Linked DNA regions of Homo sapiens: region 1 is linked to region 2. The links are chromatin contacts, found by Hi-C or POLR2A ChIA-PET in ENCODE. All regions are on one chromosome and are shown on one strand. Each heading gives the region's core, a stretch centred on a gene start or an enhancer-like site at or near the end of the contact. The rest is flanking DNA. Distances are from core to core; before and after follow the strand shown.

Region 1 (2,871 bases), core at 182-2,681, 890 kb before region 2:
GCACTTATAAAGTTCACATTTCAGAGGCACAAGCTAAAACCGAGACCTAATCATAATCACTAGAATTGCAAAGAATTTCTGTAGATACTGAACCCTCAAGAAGATAGAGCAGAACTCTCTACTTCTAAAGTATGGGCTACACATAAAAATTTCCTCCAAAGAGCAGAACATAGGAAAGGGGAAGAAAAAAAGAGTAACTTTACAGTGGAGAAATCTGAAAAGCACTATCTCAGCCAGGTCATCAAAGCCAACATCATCAGTGATAAATCATGTTGACAGTATGTACCTTTGATGTGATGTGATAAGAATAACACCTGACCTCTGTAAATTCTTTTCCCAAAAACCTATAATCTGAAACCAGGCATAAGAACTATCTCAGACAAATTCCAATAGAGAAAAATTCAACAAAATACCTAGCCCACACTTCTCAAAACTGCCAGTCATCAAAAATAAGGAAGTCTTTCTGTGCTTGGGTTATTTCACTTAACATAATGATCTCTAGTTCCATCCATATTGCTGCAAATGACTGGATCTTATTTTTTTTTAATGACTGAATATTCCATTGTGTAAATGTACCACGTTTTATTTATTCACTCATCTATTGATGGACACTTAGGTTGTTTCCAAATCTTAGCTATTGTAAACAGTTCTGCAAAATGTACACACCTACTATGTATCCATAATTTTTTTTAAAAAATTAAAAGTTTAAAAATTTAAAAAAAATAATAAACAAAGAAGTCTGAGAAATTGTAACAGCCAAGAGAGCCCAAGGAGATATGACAACTAAATGTAATATGATATCCTGGATGGAATTCTGGAATATAAAAAGACCATTAGGTAAAAATAAAGGAAATCTAATTAAAGTATGGATTTCAGTTAATAACAATGTATCAATTATTTCATTAGTTATGACAAATATACCAAATGTAAGATATGAACAGCAGGAGTAACAAGATATACTATCTTCACAATTTTTCTGTAAATCTACATTTATTCTAAAATTAAAAGTTTATTAAAATTGCCTTAAAACTTGTATGCATAGATAAAACAACTTGAATTTTAGATGTATAGGCCTGAATTTCCTCATTTTATAATACAAGAAACTGACTTCTGGAGGAAATGACTAAACCAAAATCACACAATTCTTGAACCCTCATCTATATTACTGAATGCTGCCACCATGCCTGTTACCTGAGAGATTTCCTAAGTTTCTTGAAAATTCATAGTGTGAAAATCATCAATATTAGTAAATATGTAAGAAGTGTAAAGCCCTTTGAATGTAGCATGTTAATTTGACTTCTTCCTGAAGTATTTTTTGTCAAACTCATTGGATTCAACAAAAACCATAAGTGCTTAAAAATCATGACCTCACCCAGCATTACTCATAAGACAGAACTGTTTATACAAAGTAACAGTACCATAAGTCATGCTGCCCTCTGAGTCAATTTGCTTCAGGAATAACTTTGCAAGACAAGCCTTACTTTCACAGGAGACTTTTGACTAAAGAAAAGACATGAGTGGTCAAAAAATTTCCTGTTTATTTTTTTAAAAATTTTTGGCCAAAAAGAAATAATTGTCCTGGGAAATTGCAACCCAGAGCAGTTACATGGATTCTTTGTAATAATTTATTTTCAGTAGCATACTTTCTTCTCAGTTCATCTAGTTTACATTTCTAAATCCAATACGCCATAATCATACTAAAATCATTGGAACGTGATTTGATGACACAAAATGAAATTGGGTATATTAGATCCCAAGAAATAAAAGAGCTCTTAATTGAAAGCCTTGCAGAACAGGGAACATGCCTCACAGCTTTTCAATACTTTTTTCAATGCCTACTTTGACTTGTTTTAAATACTTAAACTCTAGTTTCCAGAAACAAAAGTAATGAAATAATATGATGCCCCTTAGCCCTATAGAAATATTAAATCCATTTTGCTAGATTAGCCAGTAAGTACAGCATTCAATATTACTCAATTATTTCATCCATCTGTTCAATATGGTAAAATGACCTTCCTAGTCATCTTTCCATGAAAAGAAACAATAGAGAGAAAAATTCAGTAGGTCTTTCAAAGTAAATAGTAAAGGAAACTAATTATTATTAGGCATCATGAATAGTCCTTAATACATTATTTCTCTATTTTGAATTTAAATATGATAGACTACTGTGGAGTAAACAATTTACAAAACAACAACAAAATGTTTTTTAAAACTCTTTAAACAGATGCTTAGTTTTTAGGGTTACTTTGGCTTCTGTTTTTCTTACTCTTGTATGACAGAAATTTTTTAGGGCTTATGTCTGGTGAAAAGATCTTTTAAAGAATCTTAGGTCCATTACTGCATGTGTTATAGTACTCACTTCCTTGGTGATATAATTAAATTTTGAGGTGACTGAGGTGAACGATAACTTCAATGCTTCTTTTAAAAAACAAAAGTAAAAAACTAAATTCTCAGTTCTAAACCTCTGATATTTTTTTCTGGGTCTTTATAAAGCCCATGAAATATTGTGTTTTTCTTTTTTTCTCCACTGGTTGTCTTTCTGTTGACTTTATTCACTGATCTTCTTTCTTTCTTTCACTATCTAGAAGTCTTGATTGTATCATCTGTTCAGTTATTTTATTGACTAACCCCAAACCAATTCTATTGTTTTCCCCTTTCCTTATTTCCCTCATGACTCAATCTGATCACTCCCTCTTTTGTTGACATTATTCCTTTTTTATTCCAGGACCTTCTTTCTTTTAACTGAAAATCATCCTTTAACTTCATAAAGTTCATATTACAGATTTAAAGGCTTAAAATACATAATGTTAACTTTCATTTTCACCTTTCTAAATGAAGGTTCTTAAAAAAGCTCTATGGGCCATTTTTAGT
Region 2 (2,700 bases), core at 199-2,698:
TACAAATGATTTATGAGTGGTGCATAATCTTCTCTCAGTCTGGAAGTTTCCCCCACCCTACCTTTAAATATACTTCTGTAAAACGGCATATGACTCACTGAAGTTCTTTTACAAAAATGGGTTTTGCACAGCAAATAATTAAACATGAGAAGACATTGAATCTTCTCTGATGCTTTGATTTCCTTAATCAAACCCAAAGTAACACAAGCCCAGAGTTCCTGTAAGTAGAAAGTACAGCACATTAAACAAATGAGAAGGAGAGAGATGATCACACAGACACTCCTACTTTGGAATTATTTTTAACTGTTTTCTTTGAAAAATGTCAAGCATAATTGGTATTTTAAGTTCAGAAGACCTGTAAATCAACCAAGGATAGAAATCAGATCCAGTGAGCTTCCTGTCTCATACCAGATAAGATTTAAATAAAACCTACTCAATTTCTAAATCATGTCTTTTTTGTTTTGTTTTTACTGTAAAAAATATTAAAGCAACAGTAAAGGGATTTTTCAAAAAATGAAACAAAACTCTCCACACACAACTGATTTTGATTTTCCATAGTCCTACCCTGTCTTTATTTATATTAATATATCCATTTAATTTTAAATTCTCAGGCTCTAAGACAGAAAGAAAACTCCAGAGCCAACTGCTGTTCCCAAAGACAGAAAGTATTTAGTGACAGCCATGGCCTCATGGGAGAGAACCAAACCAGTCTTGCTGTGCTGCCAATCCCACTTACCCTTTCTCATCCCCTGCAAGTCCCCAAATTCCTATTTTCTTTCATTTAGTAGTGATCCAAAACAAAAATCCTCATTTTCTTCTTTTGCATAACAAGAACAATAAGAATTTCTTGAGGGCAGAGGCAAAATCTATTTATCCCAGTGCTTAATCCAGTGCCAGGCATATAGCATATTCAGCGACTAAATAAAAACCATAAGAAAAAAAGCAATTTGTGTCTTTCTGTTGGTTTCAAGTCTAGCTCAACTTTTTAAAACCTCTTATTCTCCTGAAATCACAGATTCATGATAAAGAAGAACAAATCACCGTTGCCACATTTAACACTTGTACATTTTATTTAATTAAATCAGCCATTGTACACATTGCAGCTATGTATTGTTAGTGTTGTATTTTTTTTTCCATTAACTAATACATGCCCTCATAGATATATTCAATTAGTGTTATCACCATGGGAACAAGATGCTGATTCGTCAACTGAAAATTCACTTCTTCTCACAGTATTCAAGTTTTTGATAACACAGCAAAAATCAAAATCAAAAAAAGGTGAATAACCATTATGTTGTTACACAGACATCATCTGCACTGCAAATAACACAACAGAAATGCTTTTCTTGAGCTCCAGTGAAGGTTTTGACAAGAAGGCCATAGGGTGTCTCAAAAAGTTTCACCATCGGCCTCTCTTATTTTGGCTGCCAAAGAATGTCTCATTTCCTATCCAACTGCCAAAAAGTGCTAGCATTTGAGGCTTAGGAGATTTGGCTTGTGGGAAACCTCCCTCCCAGGAAATTTTTTCTCTTGGCAACATTACTTTAAATGATGAAGTGCCATTGTTTGTCGCATTTGTTTTTGACATTCGGAGCAATGAGTCATTTTTGCACAACAGGAAAAGACCAGATAATTGGAAAATGTTCAATCCCTGGAGGATAGACTCTGTCCTTTTTTATTTAAATTTCATCTTCATTGAATATACTTTTCTTTAACAAATGACTGATTCAAAATGTATACTGTTTATATGAATATATTTGTGAATATATATATGTTAAAATGCTACACAGCTTCAACCACTAGAGGAATAAGGAAGAGGACATGGAAATTACTCAGATTGTTACAGTCCCTTCTTTGAGACAAACAAACAGAAGTGCACAAATGCACTTAAGAGTTTCCAAGGGAGTGTGGATTTCAAATAAATAAACCAAAAATTTTAACCAAAACCAAATTTTCAAGGATTTCTCAATCTTGTCTGCAAGCTGAAAAACAGACCTAGCTGGAAAGTGAAAAGTGCTCACTCAGGGTAAAAAGAATGGAAACAATTAATGTGATTAGAAGAGGGGTTTGACCGTGGTCTTGATTTTTAAACGCCACATGCAGGTATTAGAGAAGATATAAACCTGAAGAAAAAAAAGAAAGAAAGAAAAAAAAAAAGAAACCACTCCAACATACTGAAGGAGTTTAACCTTTTATGTAGTGGGTAAATCTTGTTTCCAATGAATTATCTACAGTGCAGTGGCCAGAAGAAAGTACCACTGTAAGACAGCGTGGTTTGCTAAAGCAGCAATGAAAACTGGAAAACTACAGTAGTTATAGCTTTTAAAATACCCTGCCAACTTGTCCAAGATCTAAAGACCTGAAGATGCTAGAATGCCACACAATGTAGCTGCCAGCAACTGAATACCCCATCGGTTCATTCTGCGTGGCCTCTGCTCCCTTCTCCCCTCCCTCAGAGTGGCTGTTGGAGTCCTAAGCCATGGCTGGCCAGCACCAGCAATAACTTCTCAGGACAGTTCTGCAAGGCTACTGACCCACCTTTAACTGGGAGCAGTGGCTACTCTGGAAGTTCTAAGGACATAATAGGTTTGAAGTGCTTCTTTTGCAGTAAAACTGTATTATCACTCGATTGTGTTAGCAATATCTTAATTAACCATTGTTCAGCAATTTCTAGAGGCCTTTTATTCTGATGCCCAGTGT

The links. Hi-C counts contacts between places; a loop is a spot of excess contacts on that map. ChIA-PET counts read pairs that join two places held with the same protein, here RNA polymerase II (POLR2A). Pooled maps may share reads with other maps.
Region 1: a loop to region 2 is called in a pooled map, with 2.2 times the contacts of the local background. The contact joins two enhancer-like sites. A Hi-C loop is called at or near these places in 1 of 168 maps with a recorded cell type or tissue (ascending aorta) and 4 of 50 pooled maps. POLR2A ChIA-PET finds 5 or more read pairs at or near these places in 1 of 52 experiments (activated T-cell).

What each region holds. Positions count from the first base shown.
Region 1 is chr4:114,271,016-114,273,886 of GRCh38, reverse strand. No RefSeq gene overlaps it. Among named protein-coding and RNA genes, the nearest start is that of ARSJ, 290 kb to the right of the region's middle. Within about 2 kb of position 1,431, at least 2 of the 41 ENCODE cell types and tissues checked have a DNase peak (open chromatin) inside an H3K27ac peak, as active enhancers do.
Region 2 is chr4:113,382,084-113,384,783 of GRCh38, reverse strand. It overlaps ANK2 (ankyrin 2), which reads right to left. Exons shown (of 46, transcript NM_001148.6): 46 at 1,048-2,700. Among named protein-coding and RNA genes, the nearest start is that of MIR8082, 230 kb to the right of the region's middle. Within about 2 kb of position 1,448, at least 5 of the 41 ENCODE cell types and tissues checked have a DNase peak (open chromatin) inside an H3K27ac peak, as active enhancers do.